Regions from separate parts of the Homo sapiens genome. Here all the other regions are linked to region 4. Evidence: chromatin contacts called from ENCODE Hi-C or POLR2A ChIA-PET data. All regions are on one chromosome and are shown on one strand. The core of a region is the stretch at or near the end of the contact, and the rest is flanking DNA. Distances in the headings are between cores, read along the strand shown.

Region 1 (4,145 bases), core at 1,593-4,092, 340 kb before region 4:
GTGGCTCATGCCTGTAATCCCAGCACTTTGGGAGGCTGAGGTGGGCAGATCACACTGTCAGGAGATCGAGACCATCCTGGCTAACACGGTGAAACCCCGTCTCTATTAAAAATACAAAAAATTAGCCGGGCGTGGTGCGGGTGCCTGTAGTCCCAGCAACTTGGGAGGCTGAGGCAGGAGAATGGCGTGAACCTGGGAGGCGGAGCTTGCAGGGAGGCGGAGCTTGCAGGGAGACGAGATTGCCCCACTGCACTCCAGCCTGGGCAACAGAGCAAGACTCTCTCTCTCAAAAAACAAAAATTAGCTGGGCATGGTGACATGCACCTGTAGTCCCAGCTACTTGGCAGGCTGAGGCAGGAGAATCACTTGAACCTGGGAGGTGGAGGTTGCAGTGAGCCGAAATTACACCACTGCACTCCAGCCTGGCTGACAAAGTTAGACTCTGTCTTTAAAAAAAAAAAAAAAAATCAGAGAAGGGGAAGAAGGCAGTTTGCAGGGAACATGAAATATAAACAAGATCTGCACACAAAAAAAGAGCAAAACCAAGAGGTTTCCCTGGTTCTGAACTCTAGCCATTTTCTGAAGCCCTACTAGGTTTATGTCTTAAATAGCTGGAAACCACATATATGGAACCACATACATGATTTCATCTTACTCAGCCTTTTCCTAGTGGAAAATTCACAATGTTCATATTTTTAAAAGATCCAGGAAGCAAAAGGTTAAGAACTCCTGACCTAGAAAAAACTCTATACAGTGGCATACACTATGGAAAATGAAATTCAAAATAAGTCCTTTAATAATTCACATTTTTGCAGCATCTCAAATATATTTTCTGTTTATTTGGTCAAAAAACATATTCACGTTATAAAGAATGTCCCAAATAATGAGAATCCAAAAGAATCTCCTTTAGCTATTTAAAAACACAATCAACTACAACAACCCATTCTTATGCTTTCTGGTTAAATTGTATCTTGCTGTACATATAACTTCAGGTTAACATGGCAAGGTGAATAATAAATGGCTTATAAATCTCTTACTCAAAATCTTTGGGAACTGTTTTTCTTACTTTAATAAGATAAAGAATTGCTCACATATTCACCTATTCTATCAAAAGTATTTATAGAATGCCACTAGGTGCCAGGCACTGCATTTGGCCTTATCAGCTACTATGATTAATTCTTGGTTCTCCTCTAAATTATTGCCTCAATCTACAAATACAGATTAGAGCACATCCTATTTGTATGCTCCACAACTAACATAATGCCTGGTTCTTAGTGGAAACTTAATGTCGCTGAACTGTGTTATAATAAAACATCCAGAAGGCAGGCCGAATACGAAAGCAGTAGCTTCGCATTAAGAAAACTACCCCTAGCCAATTTTCTTAGTCAACCAGGCCACTACAGTATTAATGAAATCGAAATCTGTCACCAATACCAAAAAAAAAAAAAAAAAAAAAAAACCAAAACCAAAACGTCTAAACAAACGCCCTTCTGATAACAATTTCCTTGGACACATGAAAGCAAGCAATTCCTTATGCTAAAAAGACCTTCAACAACGTCAAGAATAGATGTTTCTAAAGCCTTTCGGTAAGGGGCCATACATAAGAATGGAAAAGTTGACTGATTGACAAGCAAATGATGTTCCCTATATTCATCTTGACAGTAGTTTCACACCAACTGTTCCAGAGGCAACATAAAAAAAAATAACAGAAATGAGGCCGGGCACGGTGGCTCACGCATGTAATCCCACCACTTTGGAAGGCCTAGGCGGGCAGACCACCTGAGTCGGGAGTTCGAGACCAGCCTTACCAAAATGGAGAAACCCCGTCTCTATTAAAAATACAAAATTAGCCGGGCATGGTCGCATGCCTGTAACCCCAGCTACTCGGGAGGCTGAGGCAGGAGAATTGCCTGAATCCGGGAGGCAGAGGTTGCGGTGAGCCAAGATCGCGCCATTGCACTCCAGCCTGAGCAACAAGAGCAAAAACTCCGTCTCAAAAAAAAAAAAAAAAAAAAACAGAAATGAGGCACAAAAGGAGGAAAGGGAGAAAATGCGTGCTGAGATAAGCATTTCGACTCAGGCTGAGGGAAACGCTCAAACAGTTACTGCAAATGACTAAAACAATCTGAGCCTTAAAACTTGGTTGTGCAAGTTCGGCTACTAGAGTTCATCATCTGTTATGGGCATTGTTCTTGAAAAAGTACCAAACAAACATCCTGCCTGCGGGCTTCTCCGGGTGGGTGCTACTAACCCTTTTAGTTAATTCTGTGACTCTGCGTTTAAAAGAAATAAAGAAAGAACAGGATGAACATCAACAAGTATTTAGGAGGGGCCTAGAGAGAACTTTTCACCCCTAGCCGCAGCCCAAGATCCTCCCACGGGAAGTGCCGTAGGACCGCAGCCCGAAAGAGCGCGGGAGGGGAGACTGGCCACGCCCGGATGCGCCGCGGACAGGGTCCTGGCCGGTCAGCCCGCGGGCCGCTGGCTTTGCTGCAGCCGCCCCGGCGCAGGGGAGGAGCGCCGAGAAAGGGCGGGGCCGGGCCTCACCTCCACGGCCTGGCCCAGCTCCAGGTCGAAGCCCACCACACACACGCAGTGCAGCCAGGCGGAGAAGCTGTCCCAGCGCAGCAGGCCCCGGCCACGGCCATCGTCCTCTTCATCGTCCTCTGGCGCGCCTCCCGCCGCCACAAGGGCCGGCGCCTCGCGGCCCTCGGCCCCTGCCACCGCTTCGTCCAACGGCCTTCGAGAGCCGGGCCCCAAGCCCGCAGGGCCCCTCAAAGCCATCGGCCGCCCCCTGACCGTTCGCGCCGCCTCCACAGCGGACCGCGCCGCAGAGCGCGCTTGCCTCCGCGCAGGCGCAGACGCTGCTGTCGCAGCCGCTGGGGACCCACTCAGTCCGGGCGGGGCTGCGGGTCACGTGACCCTGGGAGCGGACGTGGGGACGTCACGCTGCCGCTTGTCTCGGATTGTGAAGCCGGTCCTGGCTTCCTTGTCTAAAAGCTCTTTGGGACTGAAATGGCTGTTTATGAATCCTTGTCAACCTCGTTCGCAGTCAACGACCAGGGAATAAATTATTCGTGGAATGACACAGTTCATAATTATTATAAGGTATTATTAAATTATGAAAGCGTAGGCCGGGCGCGGTGGTTCACACCTGTAATCACAGCATTTTGGGAGGCCGATGCGGGCGGATCATCAGGTCAGGAGTTCGAGACCAGCCTGACCAACATGGTGAAACCCCGTCTCTACTAAAAATACGAAAAAATTAGCCAGGCGTGGTGGAGCGCGCCTGTGATCCCAGCTACTCAGGAGGCTGAGGCAGGAGAATCGCTTGAACCCAGGAGGTTACAGTTAGCTGAGATTGCGCCACTGTATTCTGTCTACCCTGGGCGACAGAGCGAGATTCCGTCTCAAAAAAATAAAAATAAAATATATGAACGCATAATGGTGACGGTGGCTAACATTGAACGCTTACTTTGTGCCAGTTGATATGCCAAGTACAAGTGCGAATACTTACAAATATTACCTTATTGAATCTTCACATAATCGCAAATAAGTAGACTATTTATTTCTTTTTACAGATAAGGAAATGGAGGTCCTGGAGGTTACATGACTAGCCCAACAAGTATGACAACTCCGATATCGGCTTGCGGTTCACTCATTCAGTTTGCTGATTCAGAGATCTGTGCATTCACTCACCTGTTCCTTCTCCAGCAAGGCCTCCCCACCCTACCACCTCCTCCTTTCTTAGTTTGGCTGTCTGTGACTCACTCAACACACATCCCCAGACCTTTCTGGAACTCCAGGTTGGGCAGATTGGCCTCCACAGCAACCTGTGGATCTCTGAACACTGGGGCAAGGGCCTGGTCTCAAGCAGCTTCGTATTCTGAGATCAGTTTTTACTGAGTATTGGACCAGCCAGGATACTAACTAGTATTTATTCAGCACCTACTATGTTGAGTATAAATAGCATAGTAAAAGTAGGAAACACACAATAATACCTCAACAGAAAAATGAGTAAACCAGCGAGGTGTCACGCCTGTAGTCCCAGGTTCTTGGGAAGCTGAGGCCGGCTAAGTTCAAGGAGGATCGCTTGAGCAGGAGTTCCAGGCTGCAGCGCGCTATGATCGCGCCTGCGAACAGCC
Region 2 (4,170 bases), core at 461-2,960, 280 kb before region 4:
TGTGCCGGCACATTGGTGCACTGTTTCAAGTAGGCTCCTTCTTTTCCTTGCTATCCGTGTTTGTGGAAATTCATGAAACCATTCAGCGAATACCATATTTATTGTGGTTTTCCTATCTTCCTTCATTCAGTTCAGTTACTTCTCCCAGACCATCCCTGACCCCTTGGGCAGCTAGTGCCTGCCTCTATCTTAGCCCTGATTACATCAATTTCATGTTTGTCACTCCCTACCCTCATTTCTAACCCACAATACCGTTATGATCTCAGAAGGCAGGAATTGAAGTTTGGTTCAGTTATGTGTCCCCAGGGCCCAGCAAAAACCTAGGACACGGCCAAACTGTCTATATAAGTATTGAGATGAATAACTGCTACTTTTTCTTTCTTTCTTTCTTTTTTTTTTTTTTTTTGGAGAGACAGTTTCACTCTTGTTGCCCAGGCTGGACTGCAATGGCGCGATCTTGGCTCACCGCAACCTCCGCCTCCCGGGTTCAAGTGATTCTCCTGCCTCAGCCTCCCAAGTAGCTGGGATTACAGGCATGCGCCACCACGCCCGGCTAATTATGTATTTTTAGTAGAGACGGGGTTTCTCCATGTTGGTCAGGCTGGTCTCAAACTCCCGACCTCAGGTGATCCGCCTGCCTCGGCCCCCCCAAAGTGCTGGGATTACAGGCGTGAGCCACCGCGCCCGGCCTAATTGCTACTCTTTATTGAACAACATGGATTAACATTTTGAAGTCTCACCACATCAAGTGAATTAACTATTATTAACATGTCATCCATGAGAAAAAAGAGGCTTGAAAAAGTTTAGAAACTTGCTTAAGGTCACACAGTGGTGGAGCCTGTTATTGCAGGAATCTGAAGAATGAAGTCACCTTTGATTCTAAATGAGTAAGTCTCCTTCTCACTATTTTTTCTTAAAGTTTTCATTTAGCCCTTGCAAAGTCTTCCTTCTTTAGACCAATGACTCCTCATCTTGATATTGTAAGTGGGGGAAATACCCTCTTTTTTCACTTTGGAAATTATTCAATCTCTCTTTGGAAGAAACATGATTTTAAACTTTCTGGACGCTCCTTCTGTGGAAGAATCCGCGCAGGAGCCCTGGGGGCACATAATAGGTTCAGTGAGAAAGACTGTCATTCGAAATGGAATGCGGGAACTAAGATTTTTTTTTTCCGGGAAGAAAACATAACGAATTTAGCAGAGGGGAGAATGGTCCTTCTGTTAGGTGCACAAATCCTAAGACTTCAGGGAGTTTGGCGGCTCACACTTAAGGTAGCTGCGGGTGACTGTGTTGCCCACAGCTAAGATGGCTGCTAATGACCATCTCCTTTGGCTGGGTCTGTTCTTTTGCTCGCTAGTATTTTCATCGAGAATTAAACAGAATAAAATTTAGTAAAAGTTGGCACCCCCTTGCTAAGTAGATAAAATAAGAAGGTGGCACTGTTTGTTTGAAAAACCTTCTACGGCGCAAATTGTTCTTGCCCTTAACCAAAATGGTCGTTAAGGTTGTCCCGAGGTTTGAAGCTTCCAGCCCTTAACTAAGATGGCGCCTGGAGGCCCGTTAAAAATTACCTTGCCCTTTTTTCTGCCCTCTACCAACACGGCTTCCGTGGCGTCGTTCACGTGACATTCCTGGACTACGGCGCGGGAGAGGGGGTAGGAGGGCCCTTGAAGGGTGCGCGTTCCCGTGGCGGTGCACCGGGTAGGTTTCAGTCAGAGTCACTATGGCGGCCGGCGCTGGCAAGGTAAGCTGAGGCGGTGGTGGCGGCTAGGGAGGTAGGACCCGTCGTGGCGTCCTGGCTCCAAATCCTCGTAGCCTGCTTGCGGAGAGGTCGGCGGAGGTCGTGCCTAGCGGTGTGGGCTGGCGGGGGTCTGGCTGGAGGGGGCGACGGCTGAGGCGGGCGGGCTGAGGCGCCTGACGGCCGTTTGTTTTGATGTTTTCCCCACCAGGTCGGAAAGTTTCCTGCCTCGTCGGGCGCAGCTTGAGCTTGCCCCATCGGCCGCGATCGGTGGAGGCTGCGGCGGATCCAGCCCGGGGCCTCAAGGCCTCTCCCCAACCTCCGGGCCAGTCTCCCTCCCCCACCTTCTCGTCCGCCGGGAGCTGCGGCTGCCGTCCCTGAGATGCGACCCTCGCGGGGGCGACCCTGAGGGGAGGCGGCCCATGTGCTGAGCGGCGGCCCAGAAGCCTAGGCGTCCGGGGACCAACTTCCTGCCGCCTGGGAACTCGAGCCTCCCGGTGTCGCGCCTCGCTCGGTCCGCACCGGCCTGCGGAGCCGGGTCCCCGCCCTGGTCGCGGGGACGCTCGCCAGGTGCCCAGGAGTCCCGACTTGGCCACTGCCCGCGCCCCGCCGGCCTCCACGCCTCGCGCGGAGAACCTCAGCCACCGCCGTCTCGGATCGTGCCAGGCCGGGGACCGCGTCCCCCTTCCCGGGGCGGCCTCCGCTCAGCAGGGGCGATGCAGACTGTCCCGCCGGCCGTCTAGAGCCCCTCCGTCTCCGTCACCTCTCGCCCCTTCACTCCGGGCGAGGACTGGCGGTGGCTGCCCAGAGGTGCCCAGCCACACCTTCCTTCGGCCCAAAAGGACTTTCCTGGCCGCGCCGAACCGACCCTTCATTCATGCTGCAGTGCTGCAACGTTTCCGCCACCAAGGGGGAAAAGCGGCCGCGATCTCAAACCAAACACAAGAATTGGCGTGTGACTCATCTGCTTGGATACCTCCAGTCCCCAAACTGTGTTCCAGGAGTTTTCTTGGCCGAAGCTGCCCGATGTTTGAGCCTTTTCTTCCCAGAGAAGAAGATGGACTGAAAGCTGCCAGTTGGGGACTTTTTGTGATCACGGCGTTGCAGCGTTTTAAAGGAGGTGATGGGGCTTGCGCTGGCTTGTCTTCCCACCCAAGTGAAGAGTTGATGTTCACTGGTTATGCTTAGACAATGTGCAGTTTGTGTTAATTTAAAATTTTGGGTGGGATAGGGGCATAGGCTTGTGAAGGGCAGTCCGGATCCGGAGGAACTCCTCTTTGTCCCTGGTAGGAGAGACACCCCCAGTCTATCCTCGATGCCGTCAGCCTTGGCCATCTTCACTTGCCGCCCGAACTCGCACCCGTTTCAGGAGCGTCATGTCTACCTGGACGAGCCCATCAAAATCGGCCGCTCAGTGGCCCGCTGTCGACCAGCGCAGAATAATGCCACTTTTGATTGCAAAGTGCTATCAAGGAACCACGCTCTCGTCTGGTTTGATCACAAGACGGGCAAGGTAATGTCACCACATTGTCCAGCGGCATTGTTTAACAAACTTTTTTTCCCCTTTTGCCCTCCCTGAGAGGACTAATGTATGCAGGATCCCAGGGTTTGCATCCAGAGGAGGCTTTGCGCAAAGCCACGAATCAACTGTTTGTGTGCCTGGTTCTAGTGGAAATTTGATTGAGGTGGTTGAATGGAAAACAGAGAAGGTATTGTAATTAAAAGCCTCAGGAGGGCTATGGCATCTTGATAACGTGGTCATTCCCAGTGAAATCCCAAACTAGATAGTGAAACTTGGCGTCTTGCTTTTAGTCTGTTTAGAAAGGTGAATTCACAGTTCAGCGCTTTATTAAGCAAGCAGCAGTTCTCGAAGCAATTCGGGGAATCCGTGGCCATTATTATCCCGGGGCTCAAGTGTCTTAGTGGTGAAATGTAGTTAACACATAGCTTTAGGTGAGTTCAGATCAGGACCTTTCTAGTAAGGATAATTGCTGATATAAACCTAAGATTTTTGAAAGGTTTGATACATACTTGCCCTTGGAGGAGTAATTTGCAATAATCAAAGCTAATTTAATTAAGCATGAACAACTGTAACTTTATATATTTTCAGAGTTTTTTTTACAAGTTGGAGAACATACACATATTGCGTTTGAAAATCACTTTTTGATGTTCCCTGCAGCACTTATTAAGTACTTAATGCATACTTACAGAGGTGCTATTCAAAAGTTAGTGTTAGGAAATAAACTTACTTTCTGAAATTATACCCTATTCTGTCAATTATAGCATTACTTAAATGTGATACGATGAATTCAGTGCTTTTCATTTTAAGCGTAACCAATTTAGTATTTTTATGTTAGTATCGTAAGTTACTATACATGTATGTGCTTTTATTTTAAGAAGTGAAGAAAGAAATTAAGATCCTTTCCATTTTT
Region 3 (4,064 bases), core at 1,278-3,777, 430 kb after region 4:
GGAGCATCTTTTGTCCTAATGAGGTGACTCTTGGTGGGTTCCTGGATGGGGGCCGGTCTCCAGAAAGACCAAGCCATGATGAGAAGTTTGGAGCTTTTAGCTCCACTCCCTATCCTCTGGGAAGGTGAGTGGGCTGGAGATTGAGTTAATAATTGATCATGCCCATATGATGATGCCTTTATAAAACTGTGGGCTTTGGAGAGCTTTCAGGTTGCTGAATGGGTGGAAGTGCTGGGGTATGGTCACCCAACACTTTGCCCTATGTACCTCTTCATCTGGCTGTTCATCTCCATCCTTTGTGATATCCTTTATAATAAACAGGTAAACATAAGTGTTTTCGGAGTTCTATAAGCCACCCTAGCAAAGTGTCAAACCTGAGGAAGGGAATCCCGATTTGTAGTTGGTTGGTCAGAAGTACAAGTGACAACCTGGGACTTGCAACCAGCATCTGAAGTGGGGGCAGCCTTGTGGGACTGAGCCCTTAACCTGTGGGGTTTGCACTAACTCTAACTGGTGTCAAAATTGAATTAATTGTAGGACACCCAATTGGTGTCTGCCAGAGAATTGATGTGTTGGAAAAAACCCACACATCTGATGTCAGAAGTAAAGTACTGAGGGTGTGAGTATATAGAGTAAAAAGAGTTGCTTTTTCCTATGATACATATACATATGTGTGATAGATAGCATATGTAATATAATATACACATATGTAACGTGTTATATACATGTTCTGTATGTTGAATATACATGTGTATAGAGAACAAGAAAGAGAGACATAGCATAGCATCTCTACCTTTTTTTTTTTTTTTTTTTTGAGACAGAATTTCACTCTTATTGGCCAGGCTGGAGTGCAATGGCGCGACCTTGGCTCACCGCAACCTCTGCCTCCTGGGTTCAAGCGATTCTACTGCCTCAGCCTCCCGAGTAGCTGGGATTACAGGCACCCGCTACCACACCTGGCTAATTTTGTATTTTTAGTAGAGACGGGGTTTCACCATGTTGGTCAGGCTGGTCTTGAACTCCCGACCTCAGGTGATCCACCTGTCTCAGCCTCCCAAAGGGCTGGGATTACAGGTGTGAGCCACCACGTCTGGCCGAATCTCTACTTTTTTTTTTTTTAATTTTTACCACATATTGAATTATATTGTATATTTATGTTATATTATGTGATGAAACATAGATATGTTAACACATATTATGTGTAGTGTAGTATATTAATATATGTATATTATACTGCACATACATATTATATGATATATTTAGAGATACAGTTAGCATCTCTTCTTGGTTTTTACCACATACTTACATTTTATATTTTATATATATTATTTATTTATTTATTTATTTTGAGACAGAGTCTCACTCTGTCAAACCTGTGCCGCCCGGGTTCAAGTTATTCTCCTGCCTCAGCCTCCCGAGTAGCTGGGGTTATAGGCATCTGCCACCGTGCCCGGCTAATTTTTGTATTTTTAGTAGAGACGGGGTTTCACCATCTTGGCCAGGCTGGTCTTGAACTCCTGACCTCGTGATCCACCTGCCTCGGCCTCCCAAAGTTCTAGGATTACAGGCGTGAGTCACTGTGCCCGGCCTTATTTTATATTATTTTAATATTTTGTACTTATGTATTTCTGACATCAGAAAATTGCCAAACCTATTACAAGAGAGGCCATGAGAAAGGGTGGCTATTTGTAGGCATGAAGCCATTTTCTAGGAGCAGCCAGGGAAGGGTTAAGAGTCATGGCCGCCTAGGCCTCCTCCAGCCCAGTGGTCTGCCTGTAAGTGTTGTCTGGAGGCCCTGCCGCTTTCCTGCAGGGTGTGATGATCCCTTTTACTCTGCGCCTGCCGGGAGCCATAGAGAAGTTGAGAGAGGGGTGGAAAAGGGGAAAGAGGGCTGGCTTGGGGAAAGAGGGCTGGCTTGGGAAAAGACTCAGATGAAATCAAAGGTGCTGAGTTTACTGTGGGACCTAAGAATGAATGAAGGGAAATCTGAGAGCCACCACAGCATTTCTTGAGCAATGTGCTTGGCGCTGCGCCAGGTATTTTATGCCCTTCTCCTCATTTAATTTAACCCTCCCTCACAACGCCTCTCAGAGGTGGTTACTATTAATTATTAATAAACTTATTTGGATAGATGACATACACACAGTATACAGTTGAAAGGGTCCAAAGACTTTACTGTGAAAGGTGAGTCTAAGAGAAGTCGGACAAACGAGTATAGAGATAAAGCAAATACAAACATGCTAACCACATGAAATCTAGGCGCTGAGTATGCGGGAATTTATTGCACTATTCTCTCAACTTTTCTGTTTGAAAGTTTTTCATAATAAAAGTTGAGGGGAGGGGAAAGTGAGTTTCCCTGCTGTCCCCATCTCCTTTATGCGGTTCCCCTCCCAGGAGGCCAGCACGGATACTAGTTTCCTGCTCCTACTGATACTCAGTTTATATGGGCATGCACGCATGCGTACACACGCAGGCACACACATGGGTCCATTTGGTTACTTCTGGTACCTTATTGATAGAATTTCATTTTTGAAAGCTTTAGAGGCGTAGCTTTTTAGAAAAGGGAATTCCTAAAGGTGGATCCCCACATTCGCTTTCCCAGGGGAAGGTGACTATTTTGTTGCCCAGGCTCACCCCTAGAGGTCGCCTCTTCGCTTGACTGGCAGCTGCTAGGGCAGAAGGTGCACAAACCACGGTCGGGGCTGCTCCCATGTGACTCATGAGATGCGCAGCCTTCCAAAAGTATTCACACTTATGTTTTCTGGCCTTAGCCACGTTTCTTGTGGGTTGCAATACTCAGACACAGAACCCACATTTTGGCTTTGCAGAGGCAAAAAGCTGACAGAGGGACAGGTTGTCCAGAAAGCTTCGCCCACACACTGTACTGTAAACTTCCAGAGGATGAATAAAACACCTATTTCCAGGCACAAAAGAGACACTTCTCAGTGTCCCAAACATTTCGATGCTGATTACTTCACTAGATTAAAAAATTTTTTTTGACTAAAGGAAAGCCGTTTTATTAAATACATTAGAACTGACTTATAGCATTGGTGTTAATGTCTCTCTGAACGATTATACCAGTCTTATGTTTTGTTCTTATATTTAGGGAGGCAAGATTTCATCACATTATCTCTGGGTGTGTGTGAAAAAGAACTATATTATAATAGTGTGTATATTCCTTTTTAAAAGTAATTGAATCAATGCCAATAGATAAATGACTAGTTTAAATTAACCACACAGAAATGTTATTTGATTTTTTAAATTTATTTTAAGATAGGGTCTCACTCTCTCCCCCCCAGGCTGGAATGCATTGGCACAATTTTGGCTCACTGCAACCTCCACCTCCTGGGCTCAAGTGATCCTCCCACCTCAGCCTCCCAAGTAGCTGGGACCACAGGCACGTGCCACAACTCCTGGCTAATTTTTTCTTTTCTTTTTTTTTTTTTTTTTTTGTAGATACAGGGGTCTTGCCATGTTGCCCAGGCTGGTCTCCTGGGCTCAAGCGATCCACCTGCCTTGGCCTCTCAAAATGCTGGGATTACAGGCATGAGCCACTGTGCCCAGCCAGAAATGTTATTTTATTAATGTTGAACATGTACAGTAACTTGAAGCAGACTATTATTCTGTTTTCATGCTGCCATGAAGACATACCTGAGACTGGGTAATTTATAAGGAAAAGAGATTTAATTAATTCACAATTCCACGTGGTTAGAGAGGCCTCAGGAAACTTACAATCACGGTGGCAGGTGAAAGAAGTGAATGCTGAGCAAAGGGGGAAGCCCCTTATAAAACCATCAGATCTCGTGAGAACTCACTCACTATCATGAGAACAGCAAGAGGGTAACTGCCTCTGATTGAATTATCTCCACCTGGTCCCTCCCATGACATGTGGGGATTATGGGAACTGCAATTCAAAATGAGATTTGTGTGGGCACACAGCCAAACCATAGCAAGACTATTTTTGCCATTTAATTATTTAAAATTTTTTTGTTTTATATGTATTTTTTGAGACAGGGTCTCAATCTGTCACCCAGGCTGGAATGCAGTGGTATGATGTTGGCTCA
Region 4 (3,855 bases), core at 662-3,161:
CCTCCCTATCCAGCCCCAGAAGTTTCCTTGTGCCTCTTTGTAATTCTTGCCTTTTATCTCTCCATGTCTTCCACACCCATGCTCAAGCATTCACTGATCTGCTTTCTGTCATTATCAGTCAGTTTTCATCTTTTAGCCTTTTATATAAATGGAATCATATAGTATGCTGTTTTGTTTTTTTTTGAGACAAGAGTCTCACTCTGTTACCCAGGCTGGAGTGCAGTGGTGCGACCTCGGCTCACTACAACCTCCATCTCCCCAGATTTAAGTGATTCTCCTGCCCTAGCTTCCCGAGTAGCAGGGATTACAGGCACATGCTATCATGCCTAGCTAATTTTTGTATTTTTAGTAAAGATGGGGATTCACCATGTTGGCCAGGCTGGTCCCGAACTCCTGACCTCAGGTGATCACCCGCCTTGGCCTCCCAAAGTGCTAGGATCACAGGCATGAGCCACTACGCCCTGCCAGTATGTACTCTTTTTGTCTGGCTTCTTCTAGCATAGTTATTCTGAAATTCATCCTTGTTGCATGTGTCAATAGTCCTATTCCTTTTTATTGCTGAGTAGTAGTCCATTGTATGGATATACTACATTTTGTTTATACATCCTTCTGTTGATAACATTTGGGTGGTTTCTTATTTATTTATTTATTTTTGAGACGGAGTCTCACTCTGTTGAACAGGCTGGAGTGCAGTGGTGTGATCTTGGCTCACTGCAACCTCCACCTCCCGGGTTCAAGCAATTCTCCTGCCTCAGCCTTCTGAGTAGCTGGGATTACAGGCATTTGCCACCACACCTGGCTAATTTTTGTATTTTTAGTAGAGACGGGGTTTCACCATGTTGGTCATGCTGGTCTCGAACTCCTGACCTTAGGCGATCCGCTCACCTCTGCCTCCCAAAGTGCAGGGATTATAGGTGTGAGCCACCACGCCTGGCCGGGTGGTTTCTAAATAAAGCTATCATGAACATCTTTTACTACTCTTTGTATGGATGTATATTTCTATTTTTCTGAGTGGAATGTTAGGATCATACATCATAGGTGTACGTTTAACTGTTCAAGAAACTGCCAAACTGTTTCCCAAAGTGGTTGTATTGTTTTACATTTCCACGAGCAGTGTTTGAGAGCTCCAGTTCTTGCACATCCTAGCCACAAAAAGGTTCTGTTTTTTAAAGACAATTTTTTTTTTTTTTTGAGAGTTTCGCCCTAGTCGCCCAGGCTGGAGTGCAGTGGTAAGCGAATCCCTGCTACAGGCCAGAGACTGTTCTCAGTTGGTTTTTACACCAAGTATCGCACTTCATTCTAACACTCCACCATTTTACAAATGAGGAAACCGAGGCACTGAGAGGTTTAGTAACTTGTGGCACAGCCAGGAAGCAGTAGAGAAAGACTTTGAATATAAATGTATCCATTAGGATGTATATGGTTCCAAGTCATGGGAAACCTACCTAATCCTGGTTTATCCAAAAAGGGAGCTCATTGGCTCTCGTAACTGAAAAGTCAAGGGGTAGGCAGGCAGTTGGACCTGGAAGTCTCCAGGGCATCAGAGAGCCTTGGCTCTGCTTCTCTGATTCTGTTGTCTCTCCACAGACGGGTGGGTGTAGCAGTCCCAGGCCCGCAGCCACACCCCACACCTCCCAGAGGAAGAAGGCGGGCCCTGATCCCAGCAGTCCCAGGAAAGCCCTGAGGTTCACTGTGATTGGACCAGCCTATGTCACCTGCTCACATCTCAGCCCACCACTGGCAAGGGTGTTTGACTCTTGGGAATGACTCTTGGGACTGGCTTGTCCTAGATCACATGTTCTACCTGAAATTGGGGACATTGCAGAGGATTGGTGGAGTGGACCTCAAGGAGGTGTTTCACGTGGCTTCCTGTGTCACTAGGTTGCCATTTATTCTTTAGAAAGCCCCTTTGTTTGATGAAACCCTGGTGTCACAGGCTGTGTGACTTAGGGTAATCCCCTTGTCCACATCTGTGAAGTGAGATTACCTCTTCACCTCACAGGCAGATCAAACAGGAAAACAAAAACAAAACCAAACCCAAAATACACGTAAATTGCAGAGTGCTTGAGGTTTCTTTTAAGCTGTCTATGTAATTAAAAGCTGTTACTTAGACTTGGATATGAAATAAAATCTGACTTCAAATTTAAGTGGTGTAATTTCCATGCCTCTTAAAATATCAGGTAACTTCATTTGTGAGCCTCAGTCTGTAGACTTGAGGGATTTCCATCTGAAGAGGGGGCAGAATGGTGGTTTAGGGAACGCAACATGTACCCCACCCCCAACTTTTTTAAGAGGAAGAGTTGAAAGAAATAATGAATGTGTGAGAAATAAGGGGTTTGATTGCCTTCCAGGGTCCATGTTGAAGGAGAGGAAAATGTAGCTCAACCACAGTGACTCTCCCCAATTAAAAACTAAAAAAAGATCCGTGGTTATAGGGCTTGGACTTCGGACAAGCCAGCAGCCTCAGTCATTGTGAGTGTGATTCCAGATTGGAAGGTTCTGCTAGGAGGAAAGTGGAAGTTTTGAGAATTCCTAGTTGGACAGAATGCCTCTTGATCACGGCCTTAGCTAAAGGAGACCACTCTTTGCTGGATGGATCAGTCAGCTACGTGTGAAGTTTGGCTCAGTACAACATTCTCGGCCTGGGGCGGCAGCATGGGAAAGATTTTTATTGGAATTAACTTTCTACAGAGATGTACTTTCAAATGAGACCATCCTTCTCTCACTGGTGAGCTCACCCGGGCTCTTATTCCACAAAGCTTAATTGTTTTGGACCCATACATTTAAACTCCTTAATTAATTGACTCAAGACTTAGGACAGATTTGCTTTTCTTTATAATGACTCCATGGCTGTAAATGCTGCTGATTCAGATGAAAGAGGACCCTAGAGCACAGAATGAGAAGGACGTGGACTCAGGATACCTGTTTCTTTATTCTGACTGTGCTCTTCGTCAGCTCTGGGGCTTTGGACCCCAGTTTTGTAACCACCTAACGAGTTCACCTTGCCTGCTGCCTAGACGGAGCTGATTTATCAAGACAGAGGAATTGCAATGGAGAAAGAGTAAGTCACCCAGAGCCAGCTGTGTGGGAGGCTAGAATTTTATTGTTACTGAAATCAGTCTCCCGAGCATTTGGGATCAGAGTTTTTAAAGATAATTCGGCAGGTAGGGGCTCAGGAAGTGGGGAGTGCTGATTGGTCAAGTTGGAGATGGAGTCACAGGGGGTCGAAGTGACGTTTTCTTGCTGTCTTCTGTTCCTGGGTGGGATGGCAGAACTGGTTGAGCCAGATTACCGCTCTGGGAGGTGTCAGCTGATCCATGGAGTGCAGGGTCTGCAAACTATCTCAAGCACTGATGTTAAGTTTTACAGTAGTGATGTTATCTCCAGAAGCAATTTGTGGAGGTTCAGACTCTTGCAGTTTCTGACCCCTAAACCTTAATTTCTAATCTTGTAGCTAATTTGTTAGTCCTACAAAGGCAGACTGCTCCCAAGGCAAGAAGAGGGTCTTTTTGGGAAAGGGCTATTAGCAGTTTTTTTTCAGAGTGAAACCATAAACTAAATTCATTCCCAAGGTTAGTTTGGCCTATGCCCAGGAATGAACAAGGACAGCCTAAAGGTTAGAAGCAAGATGGAGTCGGTTAGGTCTGACCTCTTTCACTGTCTATAATTTTTGCAAAGGCAGTTTCAGTTTCTCACCTGTAAACGTTGAAGACTGAGCCAGAATCAGGGTCATCAAATAGCACCCCGGCTATACTTTCTTCTCTTCATGACAAACATTGCTGGTCAGTTGATATGATGTTCTTTCCCACTGGGCCCAGACTTGACATTAGAGTCTTTTTTTTTTTTTTTTTTTTT
Region 5 (3,819 bases), core at 845-3,344, 440 kb before region 4:
AATTCATTTACAATAAATCTTAAGTAAAAAGACCAATATACTATGTGTTCTGGAACATAACCATATATTGTTAAATCTCTTTAACGAACAGACTGGAAATTCATTTATCACAGTCCGAAGTCCTCCCATTAACTTCCGATCCTTTTTCAGACTGCCAACTTTCAGCCACTGAAAACTTAAATATGCTTGCCCTCCTAAAATAATTCTGTCCTCTTGACAAAGGAAATCTAAGAAACTTTGAAAGAAAAAATACTTTATGAATGACTCATAAACAATTGATTCACAAAGTGTAAGTACGCTAAGAGGAAAATAAACATGAGCCAATGTATATACTGTTACTCTTTATATACCTTGAAATATTACAGAAGCTTGTGTTTGCAAGTTTTGATGGTAGTACAGCTCTAAAATAAAACCTCCGGCCGGGCGCGGTGGCTCACGCCTGTAATCCCAGCACTCTGGGAAGCCTGGGTGGGTGGATCACCTGAGGTGAGGAGTTCGAGACCAGACTGGCCAACGTGGTGAAACCCCCGTCTCTACTAATAATACAAAAAATTAGCCAGGCGTGGTGTTGCATGCCTGTAATCCCAGCTACTCGGGAGGCTGAGGCAGGAGAATCTCTTGAACCCGGGAGGTGGAGGTTGCAGTGAGCCGAGATTGCGCCACTGCACTCCAGCCTGGGTGACAAGAGCAAAACTCCGTCTGCAAAAAAAAAAAAGGAAGAGAAAAATAAAACCTCCTCCGGTAGAAAACAAGCTAATGAACCAACAAGTTTCAACGTTCAAAGTTAGAGGGGCTTCTTTCAGCGTTATTCTAGTCCATGGAGCTCAGCTGTGATGTAGACTGCTTACAGTAACCGGGAGCGGTTGCTTACTTCAGCCAACTGACAGCCCTTCTCCCTCAGCTGAGCAAAAACACGCCCCCTAAAAAGTAGTTTTTAAAAAGTCAACTTTCTAAAAAGAAATTTTAAAAAAATTGTAGTTACTATTTAACAAGACTACCATAAAATTCAGCGTCATGATGTTCAGTTACTTGAAAATTTATCAGGTATTTTTTAAAAATTCGTTTCTAAAATTTTTTTGCATTAGACCTTAGACCGCCTAAAAATAAGCTTAAAAACCTAGGAGAATAAACCAAACACATTTAAAGTTTTTGAAAATAGTCAAAGAAATAGAAGATAAGCTCAGTTTTCGGAGAATGAGATTAACAAGGAGCGAAAAACTTGAAACGGAATCCAGCGCAAGGCCAAGTTTAGCAAAGTGAGCGCTGAAGGACTCCAGACTCTTCGGAAACCTTGGGTGCTCCCTGGCCACCGCAACTTCCTGCCCCGGGCGGCTCCAGGCTCCGGGTGGCCGCTGGCTTACATACCAATGGAGTATGCAGGGACTGTACACGAAACGCAGAAGGGGAGGGAAAAGGCTGGAGTTGCTCTGCCTCCCTCCTGACCGCTGTCCACACCCGGGCAAGAAGGTATGCAGATCGCACCCCCAGAAAGGGCCTCGCCAAGTGTTTGCTTCCCAGAGTTGGCTTTCCCCACATCTCTGCCCAATGTTGTCCAGCTTTCAATAAGATCAAGGAGAAAAAGCCGAGTCCAGAAAGAAATCTTGCCCGAAGCCCTGTCCCTGTCTCGTCTGGCGACAGATCGGGGGCGGGGGGGATCGCTCACCCTCCGCTCCATTGTTCCCCCTTAAGAATTCCTTCCGACCCCCGACCCGGCGCCCCTCCCCCACCACAGCGGGCGGAGGAAAAAAACAGGCCCAGAGGCCACCCCAATTGTGGAGACCCTGCCTTTCCCAGGTCCCGCCTGACTCGCAGCCCCTCACTCACCCATCAAAATGCGCATCTGCTTCTTGCCAAATAGTCGGGAGAAGAGGGAGGAGATAGTGAGGCCCATGGCGGTAGTGGCACTTGTGATGGGCAGAAGCAGAAGGGGTTTGGGGCGACCCCGTGCTTTCTCCTTTCAAGCTCCCAGGCAAACTAAACGAGAGGGAAGAGAAAGAGCGGAGGAAGAAAGAGGGAGGCAGAAACGTCTCAGTGGCCCCTGTGCCGATGAAGATCCGGCACAGGAATAAGCCGGTAGAGGACCTGCTAGGCGACTGGCGCGGCAGCTCCGGCTCTAGCCTTTAGGCTCTGGCTGTGCCACGTCACGCGGCGGCCGCGGCGACTCCAGCAGCGGCCCGGCCCCTCCAACGCGGACAGAATCGCGTCACCGCCGCCCCATCCCCCTGCGCTTCCGGTGCGCCCGAGCCACTGCGCTTGCGCCTGCAGGGGATTGGCCAGTTTCGCTGACGAGCATCTCTCGACGGCGCCACCGCCCGGACGTGGCCCCAGGAGCCGGGAGAGGCCGGCTGAGGCACATGCGTACTGGGAGACGGACAAAGTCCCACAATACCTCGCTTCGTCACTGCCAAATCAGACTCAGGGTGAGACGCTTCCGCCCGGATGAAGGTATTGTCGGGGTGATAGTCCTTGCTTCCGGAAAGGCGAGCTGAGCATTATGGGTTAGGTGAGGAACCTCGCCCTCTTCTATTACGGTACGCGCGATGGGTATTCCCTGATGCCATGAACTTACACGTTTCACACACGGGACCAGACGCTTGCTTTAGTTGACGCATGAAGACCGGTCCGGTCTTTTGCGGAGAAAAGTGGTTAAAAGCTGACTTGTGGGCCGAGAAACTGTGGCACCCTAATGAGCTAGGGCTAGACGCTTCGACCACCACGCCAAGTGATTCTGAAGATCTCTAATTCTGTCAAGGCGAGAGCGCTCCAACACGTGTTCATCGGCTGTTGCTTTTTAAAGAGAAGGCAAGGAGGAAGTCTTGCTTTTCTTGTACTTTTTTTCCTAGAAGCAGCATTAAAGATTTACTCCTTATGTTGAGGAAGCGGAAAGCCTCTTCACTTTAAAAGTGTTTATGATCGGGCCTGGCGCGGTGACTCACCGCGCCCGGCCTGCTACACCTTTTAAAATTCACAGCAATGATAAATGTATTAGACTCATTGCCAGGATAAAGATTTAATCTATTTTTCTAGTAGTGCCGTCCTATGTGGTTCTGTAGTTGCTTATTCCAACTGGTATATTTCCATAGGATGGGGTTGAATAAGAAAAACTTGCAAACTTTCAGAAACAGTAAGTTATTTTTATATTTTTGAAGGCTTGCTGAGTAACGCTTCTCTTGGTAGCACTACCTTATCTACCCTTCAGAGACTGTTATTTCTTAGGAGTGGCCCTGGGCAATTAAAAGCAAAAACTTCTGGCCGGGCATAGTGGCTCATGCCTGTAATCCCAGCACTTTGGGAGGCCGAGGCGGGCAGATTACGAGGTCAGGAGATCGAGACCATCCTGGCTAACACGGTGAAACCCAGTCTCTACTAAAAATAGAATAAATTAACCGGGCGTGGTGGCGGGTGCCTATACTCCCAGCTACTCCGGAGGCTGAGGCAGAAGAATGGCGTGAACCCGGGAGGCGGAGGTTGCAGTGAGCGGAGATCGCGCCCCTGCACTCCAGCCTGGGCGACAGAGCGAGACTGTCTTAAAAAAACAAACAACAACAACAAAAAAACCCCAAAAACTTCTTTACTCAGAAGTACCCTCCTTTGCATTGGAGATACATGTAAAGAGTTGCTTAGCAGTTGAATAACTCAAAATTGCATTTTGGAAGCTTGCTAAGTGACAAGACCTTCTTGTATCCTTTTGTGAACCCCCAAAATATGAGACAGGCCTCAGTTAATTTAGAAAGTTAATTTTGCCAAAGTTGAGGACACGCGTCCATGACATAGCCTCAGGAGGTCTTGTAGACATGTGCCCAAGGTGATCAGAGCACG

What was found. Hi-C counts contacts between places; a loop is a spot of excess contacts on that map. ChIA-PET counts read pairs that join two places held with the same protein, here RNA polymerase II (POLR2A). Pooled maps may share reads with other maps.
Region 1: a loop to region 4 is called in a map of naive thymus-derived CD4-positive, alpha-beta T cell, with 13 times the contacts of the local background. The contact joins the promoter of DENND6A here to the enhancer-like site in region 4. A Hi-C loop is called at or near these places in 1 of 168 maps with a recorded cell type or tissue (naive thymus-derived CD4-positive, alpha-beta T cell), 2 of 37 single-sample maps with no recorded cell type and 8 of 50 pooled maps. POLR2A ChIA-PET finds 5 or more read pairs at or near these places in 1 of 52 experiments (Panc1).
Region 2: a pooled map shows a loop between it and region 4 (5-fold over the local background). The contact joins the promoter of SLMAP here to the enhancer-like site in region 4. A Hi-C loop is called at or near these places in 1 of 168 maps with a recorded cell type or tissue (chondrocyte) and 5 of 50 pooled maps. POLR2A ChIA-PET finds 5 or more read pairs at or near these places in 3 of 52 experiments (BJ, HEK293 and WTC11).
Region 3: a loop to region 4 is called in a map of breast epithelium, with 17 times the contacts of the local background. The contact joins two enhancer-like sites. A Hi-C loop is called at or near these places in 1 of 168 maps with a recorded cell type or tissue (breast epithelium) and 3 of 50 pooled maps. POLR2A ChIA-PET finds 5 or more read pairs at or near these places in 3 of 52 experiments (activated T-cell and activated naive CD4-positive, alpha-beta T cell).
Region 5: a loop to region 4 is called in a pooled map, with 8 times the contacts of the local background. The contact joins the promoter of ARF4 here to the enhancer-like site in region 4. A Hi-C loop is called at or near these places in 1 of 168 maps with a recorded cell type or tissue (HCT116) and 7 of 50 pooled maps. POLR2A ChIA-PET finds 5 or more read pairs at or near these places in 2 of 52 experiments (activated CD4-positive, alpha-beta T cell and activated T-cell).

Annotation. Positions count from the first base shown.
Region 1 is chr3:57,690,235-57,694,379 of GRCh38, forward strand. DENND6A (DENN domain containing 6A) reads right to left here and starts at 2,843. Exons shown (of 20, transcript NM_152678.3): 1 at 2,548-2,843. The coding sequence starts at 2,784. DENND6A-DT (DENND6A divergent transcript) reads left to right here and starts at 2,971. Exons shown (of 2, transcript NR_135550.1): 1 at 2,971-3,108; 2 at 3,582-4,145. RefSeq lists an enhancer at 2,171-2,671 and silencers at 2,393-2,632, 2,743-2,842.
Region 2 is chr3:57,754,599-57,758,768 of GRCh38, forward strand. It overlaps SLMAP (sarcolemma associated protein), which reads left to right and starts at 1,711. Exons shown (of 25, transcript NM_001377540.1): 1 at 1,711-1,744; 2 at 1,950-3,251. The coding sequence starts at 3,054. RefSeq lists enhancers at 817-1,719, 1,309-1,588, 1,619-1,798, 1,720-2,621 and a silencer at 2,169-2,448.
Region 3 is chr3:58,461,217-58,465,280 of GRCh38, forward strand. All of the region lies in intron 1 of LOC107986092 (a long non-coding RNA gene), which reads left to right. Among named protein-coding and RNA genes, the nearest start is that of KCTD6, 29 kb to the right of the region's middle. Within about 2 kb of position 2,528, at least 3 of the 41 ENCODE cell types and tissues checked have a DNase peak (open chromatin) inside an H3K27ac peak, as active enhancers do.
Region 4 is chr3:58,033,225-58,037,079 of GRCh38, forward strand. The region is part of intron 1 of FLNB (filamin B); the gene reads left to right. Among named protein-coding and RNA genes, the nearest start is that of FLNB, 27 kb to the left of the region's middle. RefSeq lists an enhancer at 1,644-2,143. Within about 2 kb of position 1,912, at least 6 of the 41 ENCODE cell types and tissues checked have a DNase peak (open chromatin) inside an H3K27ac peak, as active enhancers do.
Region 5 is chr3:57,595,250-57,599,068 of GRCh38, forward strand. It overlaps ARF4 (ARF GTPase 4), which reads right to left and starts at 2,095. Exons shown (of 6, transcript NM_001660.4): 1 at 1,825-2,095. The coding sequence starts at 1,891. It overlaps ARF4-AS1 (ARF4 antisense RNA 1), which reads left to right and starts at 2,540. Exons shown (of 2, transcript NR_132370.1): 1 at 2,540-2,802. It also overlaps a transcript of PDE12 not described here. RefSeq lists enhancers at 1,499-1,548, 1,569-1,718, 1,632-2,831, 1,707-2,412, 1,749-1,798 and 4 more.